2 separate regions of the Homo sapiens genome follow, and region 2 is linked to region 1. The links are chromatin loops, found by intact Hi-C in ENCODE. Cell type or tissue: PC-3. All regions are shown on one strand. Each heading gives the region's core, and the rest is flanking DNA. Links, peaks and the distances in the headings are about the cores only. Region 1 overlaps CACHD1 (cache domain containing 1). Region 2 has its middle 130 kb from the start of CACHD1.

What was found. Peaks named below come from ENCODE experiments on the same cell type or tissue, not always from the same donor. Only the 100,000 strongest peaks of a DNase experiment are listed, where the experiment ranks them.
Region 2: a loop joins it to region 1, with 4 times the contacts of the local background. A loop is called at or near these places in 2 of 110 quality-filtered maps.

What each region holds. Positions count from the first base shown.
Region 1 is chr1:64,674,741-64,677,666 of GRCh38, reverse strand. It overlaps CACHD1 (cache domain containing 1), which reads right to left. Exons shown (of 27, transcript NM_020925.4): 20 at 2,106-2,266; 21 at 1,684-1,770; 22 at 656-772. Among named protein-coding and RNA genes, the nearest start is that of RAVER2, 69 kb to the left of the region's middle. In PC-3, for the core only: a CTCF peak has its summit at 1,804; no DNase peak of the experiment used is centred there.
Region 2 is chr1:64,342,389-64,345,314 of GRCh38, reverse strand. No RefSeq gene overlaps it. Among named protein-coding and RNA genes, the nearest start is that of CACHD1, 130 kb to the left of the region's middle. In PC-3, for the core only: no CTCF peak of the experiment used is centred there; DNase peaks (open chromatin) are centred at 1,574 and 2,014; H3K4me3 peaks cover 1,322 bases; H3K27ac peaks cover 2,500 bases.

The DNA.
Region 1 (2,926 bases), core at 264-2,763:
TTCCCAAACTTAATTGACTTGGGGCTACTGTATAACATCCCAAATTAATCAGTTTGATGCCACAATTCCTTTGCTAAAATACACACGCAAAGCAGAGTAAGCTATCCCTCTAAACACTGTTTAATAAAATGGCAAGCTACAGCTACAATAAGCTAAAAACCAACTCCCCTTTACTTAGTCTACCACAGCCACTATTTCCATAATGTCTAGTCCCAAACTCCTAATCCCACCTGAGGAGTGGGGAGAGAGCGGGGAACATGTAGTTTTTAGTTCTCAAAACTATCATGAAGCAGATGTGTTTCCTAAGAAAGGAAAATAAATGAGCTTCAAAATATCACACCTAGAGCCTTGACCACTGGGTTCTGCTTCTGGACCTCAGGGGTTCCTCCTCCCTTGCCCTGCTGCTTCATGCCATGGCCCCTCACAAGTCTTTTATTTCAAGAAAAACTCCCATTCACAGATGAGGCTACTAACATATGGTACACACGCTAAATACGGGTAATAAGTGGGAACGAGACAACATTTAATCTGGTGGGTAAAGGCTTATGGAAATCAGTTTCAGATCTGAAAAACTGACATACCTTTTTAAAACACGAAGAGTAGGAATAATAAATATTAGCTGGAAAACCTCAATTCTTTACTAGATTCTGCTTACCCACTTTCCAGCCTCTGACTGCACCTGCTGTTGACACACTGGTGAAGAGCATCTTGCAGGCCAGGGTCAATAGCTGTGTATGTCACCGGCTCCTGGTGGACCTCGCAGCTGGGGTTTCTGTGCAGGAGGTAAGTCTGGAGGTTAAGACGACCACCGCCCACATTCCAAACTCATGCTCCTGGTCCTTAACAGCAGTCAGACAGATTTGGGTTTGAATCCTGGCTTTGCCACTTAGTGTGTAACCTTGTATCAATCACTTAACAACTCTGAGCTTCAATTTACTTATCTTTATATACAGTAGAAGTAATACAAATAACCTAGGCAACATGATGAAACCTCATCTCTACGAAAAGTACTACTACAGCAACAAAATTTAGACAGGCTTGGGAATCACATGCCTGCAGTCCCAGCTACGAGGGAGGTAGAAAGGTGGGAGGATTGCTTGAGCTTTGGAGGTAGAGGTTGCAGTGAGCCATGATCGCGCCACTGCACTCCATCCTGAGCAACAGAGTGAGACCATGTCTCAACAAACAATTATACACACACAATACAAACACACATGACACTCTTAATTTCTAGAGAAGGGGTTTATTACAATTTATTTTCCTGGTGTTAAAATCTGTCACTGATATAAATAATGCTGTAGAACACATCATACGTGTGTAAAAAACACTTGCATATTTATCACAGGGTTAATTAGAACACTAAGTGACTTAATGTGCATAACGTACTCAACACATGGTAGACACTTAGTAAATGCTTGAAACATTCTCACATTTTTTTGTATGTAGCACATACACTCTTAATACTTTTACAGCAGTTAAATTTAAACCTTGAAACAGGCATCATTTTATGGCACTACGGAGCTTGAATTCTGGCTCACTGAACAGTTAGTTCTATCATTAGAATGAATCATCTTTATACGCCCTAACTCAAAACAAATCTATAAGAGACTCACAGTATTACATATGTATTATTATTATTATTATTATTATTATTATTATTATTATTATTATTAATTATTTTACCGGTTCTCTGCATTGGTGAGGTTGCCAGTGCACTCATTGACCTCTAGAGGGCACTCACAAGGACATTCACATTCATTTTGTTCCATTCTGAAAAGCAAAAAGAAAGTTACTATGCAGAAGGTCAATGGCAAACTGTAAGTTGTACATGTGCTGGGGAAGCAAAATAATGAAGCTCTGAGCTAGTTTAAAAGAATAGTAAAAAAGAAGTTACAGCCAAAGGTTAAATACATAAATGGCCTTAATCCATTGTTCTTTGGACAAGGATGCTGCAAACGGCACAGCTCTAAGTGGCTTTGTAACTGTGACTTTTCTTCAGGACACACACCAGCACTTTCTGTTTATTTTGCACTTCAAAATGCCTGACATCAGTTGAAATATTAAACAGTGTGGTGAACACAGAATATGACCCATTGCATTTTTACCGGTGACAGTTGAGACAGAGTCGGTCCACCATGCTGCAGGCACAGAAGGCAAGAGAGTCGCAGGTTTCGTTGACAATGCCAACAAACGCGTTGGTTCCTGGGATCCTTGCTAATCTGTATTTGGAACAGTGGCTGCCATGCACAAGGTTCGTCAAATCCCCCTACAGAACAATCAAGGTATCAGAAATGACAGACAGCAATGCAAAGACTCAGCCCTACCTTGGTGAAAACAACTCTTCAACTACCTACGAAAAATAGCTTAAAATAAAATGTTTCTGATTACAAAAGTCACTGTTAAAAAATATATAGTCACTGTTAAAAATTTAGAAAATAAAAATTATTCATAATCAGAGATATCTCCCATTGAACAGCTGTGTATATATTATGAATTCTTTTATCTGTGCTTATACAAATGTAACTTTTATAACTGTTATTAAAATCTGTTTTTTCTTAACACATAACAATATACCAGGAAAATGAATACTTCAAGAAGCAATAAAAGACAATTTTCAGGGAAGGAATAGTTTAAAATTTATTCACATGCAAACCTAGTTAACCACAAATTGTGCATTCCCCTTTCTTTGGGTGATGAACCTTTTTCCTTTTATAATAATAAAATTATTTAAAAATCAAACCTAACAGGCAAATTTCTGCTTCTAGAATATTTAAATAATCCAACTAAAACAAGTATCCCTTTTCTTCATTCCATAACAAGAAAATGTGATAGCAAGTTTCTTGAATTGCCAATTTTGTTTATCATATTAGAAAATCAAAGATTCCAAAGTGGTATTGTAGAGTTGCATGTAATCATTTTTCTGCAT
Region 2 (2,926 bases), core at 196-2,695, 330 kb after region 1:
CACAATCCATTGATTCCTAGAGTAGGTCACTATGTAGATGTTGAGAGGCACTGTCTGCCTGAGACCAGAAGATGAGGAGTCATTGTTCACAAAATAATGACTTTTTAAATCCTTGTGATAATTCTGCATGCTGGGGTTCCATTAGTATAACTATTTTACAAAAAAGGAAACTAAGGCACATATAAGTAACTTTCCTTGAGTTACAGAGCTAGGAAAGTGGCAGAGCTGGGATTTGAAGCCAGCCTGGCTGCCTCCAAAGGCCACGTTCTCAATTGTTAATCTCTCCTCCAGAATCAACCTCAGCCGACTTTACCTTGAAAGGCATAAGAAGCGTAGCTACTCCCACCTGTCACCAAAGTACAGAAATTTCTGATGTAGAAACTGTTATCCAGTCTTACTACTTGAATCCCTCCAGTGATGGATGGCTCACTACCTCTCAAAGGAAACATTTAGATTGTTGGTGAATTGTAATGATTAAATAGCTTTTTATTATTTATTAATGAGTTCAAACACCCTCCTGGTAGTTTCTAACCTTGATAATAGTGATAGTACCCCTGTACTGAGCTAGTAGTATGTGCCTGGCCTTGTGCGAAGCATTATCTTTTTTTTTTTTTTTTTTTTTTTTTTGAGACAGAGTCTGGCTCTGTTGCCCAGGCTGGAGTGCAGTGGCGTGATCTCGGCTCACTGCAAGCTCCGCTTTCTGGGTTCATGCCATTCTTCTGCCTCAGCCTCCCCAGTAGCTGGGACTACAGGTGCCTGCCACCATGCCTGGAAAATTTTTTGTATTTTTAGTAGAGATGGGGTTTCACCGTGTTAGTCAGGATGGTCTTGATCTCCTGACCTCGTGATCCGCCCACCTCGGCCTCCCAAAGTGCTGGGATTACAGGCATGAGTCACTGCACCCGGCCTCGGCCTCGCTAAGCATTATCTTAATACCTTGTTTAATCATCACAACAAATTTATCTTATCTACAAATATAGGGAAGAGACTCAGAGAGGTAAAGTAATTTGGCGACAAGGAGAAAATCAGGATTAGAATCCTAGTCTGTCTGAATCCAAAATCATCCCAATAAGCAACAGTGTGTTCCAGGGGCAGAACATTTGCCTTTGGAACAATTCATTTCATTGCCTTTCATTTTTATTTACTGAGACTCTGCTGTGGGGGAAGCCTTGTGCCAGCTTTGCGGGCTCATGCAAAGATGTATACAAGGCAGTGTTTGCCAGGAGCTTCCCCTCTAAAAAGAAACATGGGTGAGTATAGTGGCCCAGCTGGATCCAGCTTCACAGAGAGTGAGCCTTTGGCTGGAGGGCAGATGGAGTGGAGCATGAAGAGACAGGTCAGCTGACCACCTCCTTTTTTATGGGTCTCGTGGACTGACCATAGACATAAGGTCATATTTCCTTTTGCTTCCTCCAAGGTGTTTTTGTTTTTTGTTTTTTTGTTTGTTTTATCAGAGTGCTACGTCTTTGGAAGAAGGAACTCTCCACCTAGCACTGCTTCTGGCCTCAGTGTCGAACCTGAGAAAGGAATGAAGGCACAAGCTGAAGCAAGCACTGGGAGGGTGGTAACTGCCTGGGGCTCTGGGAAAAGCTGCCAGGAGCTTACAGTTGAAGATAGTTATCACTACTTCTCTATAATACAATACTGTGTTCTTCAAACAGAAAGCCTATGAAACCTTTCCTGATGCCCTCAAGCAGGGTTAGTCACTTAGCATTCAGTACACACCCCTGCTGTCTGACTCACTTAAGCAGCATTGTATTATAATTGTGTTTACATACTCTTCTTCGCTAGAATGCCAGCTCTCAGGACTATGGTGTCTTACATTATAAATCTCTCCCACATCTGGAACGACATGTGGGAAATGGCTTACTAGAGCACTTATCACATGCTAATATATGTTATGCATTTTACTTATTTATTTTGTTTATTATCTGGCCCTAACTGTCTGTTTTATACACAAATGTATCCTCAGCACCTAGGACAGTAGTCAGCATAGCGTAGGTGCTCAGTAAATGTTTGTTAGATGAATGACCATTCCTGAGACTGGAGGAGGGGTGAGCGGAGAACCAAGCATCAGGAAGTGGGGTGGTTAACCCAGAGAGTGCACATTGCTGGCTAGGGAATAGCAAGCATTCTCTATAATGGTGGGTTAGTGTGTGAATTATCCTCATTCTCAATTTAATTTTGAAAGTAGCATCCGTTTAACAGTGGTCCCACAGTTGAATCAGTTGAATGATAATCCACTATTTTGATGAGCCAATGATTTAAAAACTATGCCATAAAAGCAATATCGAAAAATTTCAAATACCACCTATTTTTAAAAAAACTTCATTGAATATGTTAATGGGTTATCAAAAAAGACTTTTCCTGATTTGTTGGAATTTCATTAGAGGACTAAAGGCTAAGAACACTCTCACATCCTAGAGATGCTAGAACATCTGTGCCAGACTTGTGGAGAGGTTCTCCTGGCACCAGGTCATAACCCACCTCTAACCTTTAGAAGAGCAAGTTGAAGAGGTCATCTGGAAGGACTGTTTTGGAGACAGTTGTAGGTATGCTGATTTTTGCCTTTCCTACCTGTGGTACTTTACCCTTACATTGGACCATGTGAAAAGAGAGCCCAGAGAATCATTCAGACAACTTAATATGGGTTCCCTGGAATTTGCAGGACCCAGCAACTCTCAAGGGAGAAATCTAAAGGCTGCTAGATGTGGCAGAATGAAATACAGAAAGACCTATACTGATATACTGATAGCTGCACTTCTAGCTATGGAAAGCCAAGGGGTGTAGTTCTTATGGACTAGATAAAGGTTTCATGAAAGGACTATCCTGGGATTATTTAAAAAGGGACCTGGCTGGGGGTGGTGGCTCAAGCCTGTAATCCCAGCACTTTGGGAGGCCGATGTGGGTGGATCACTTGAGGTCA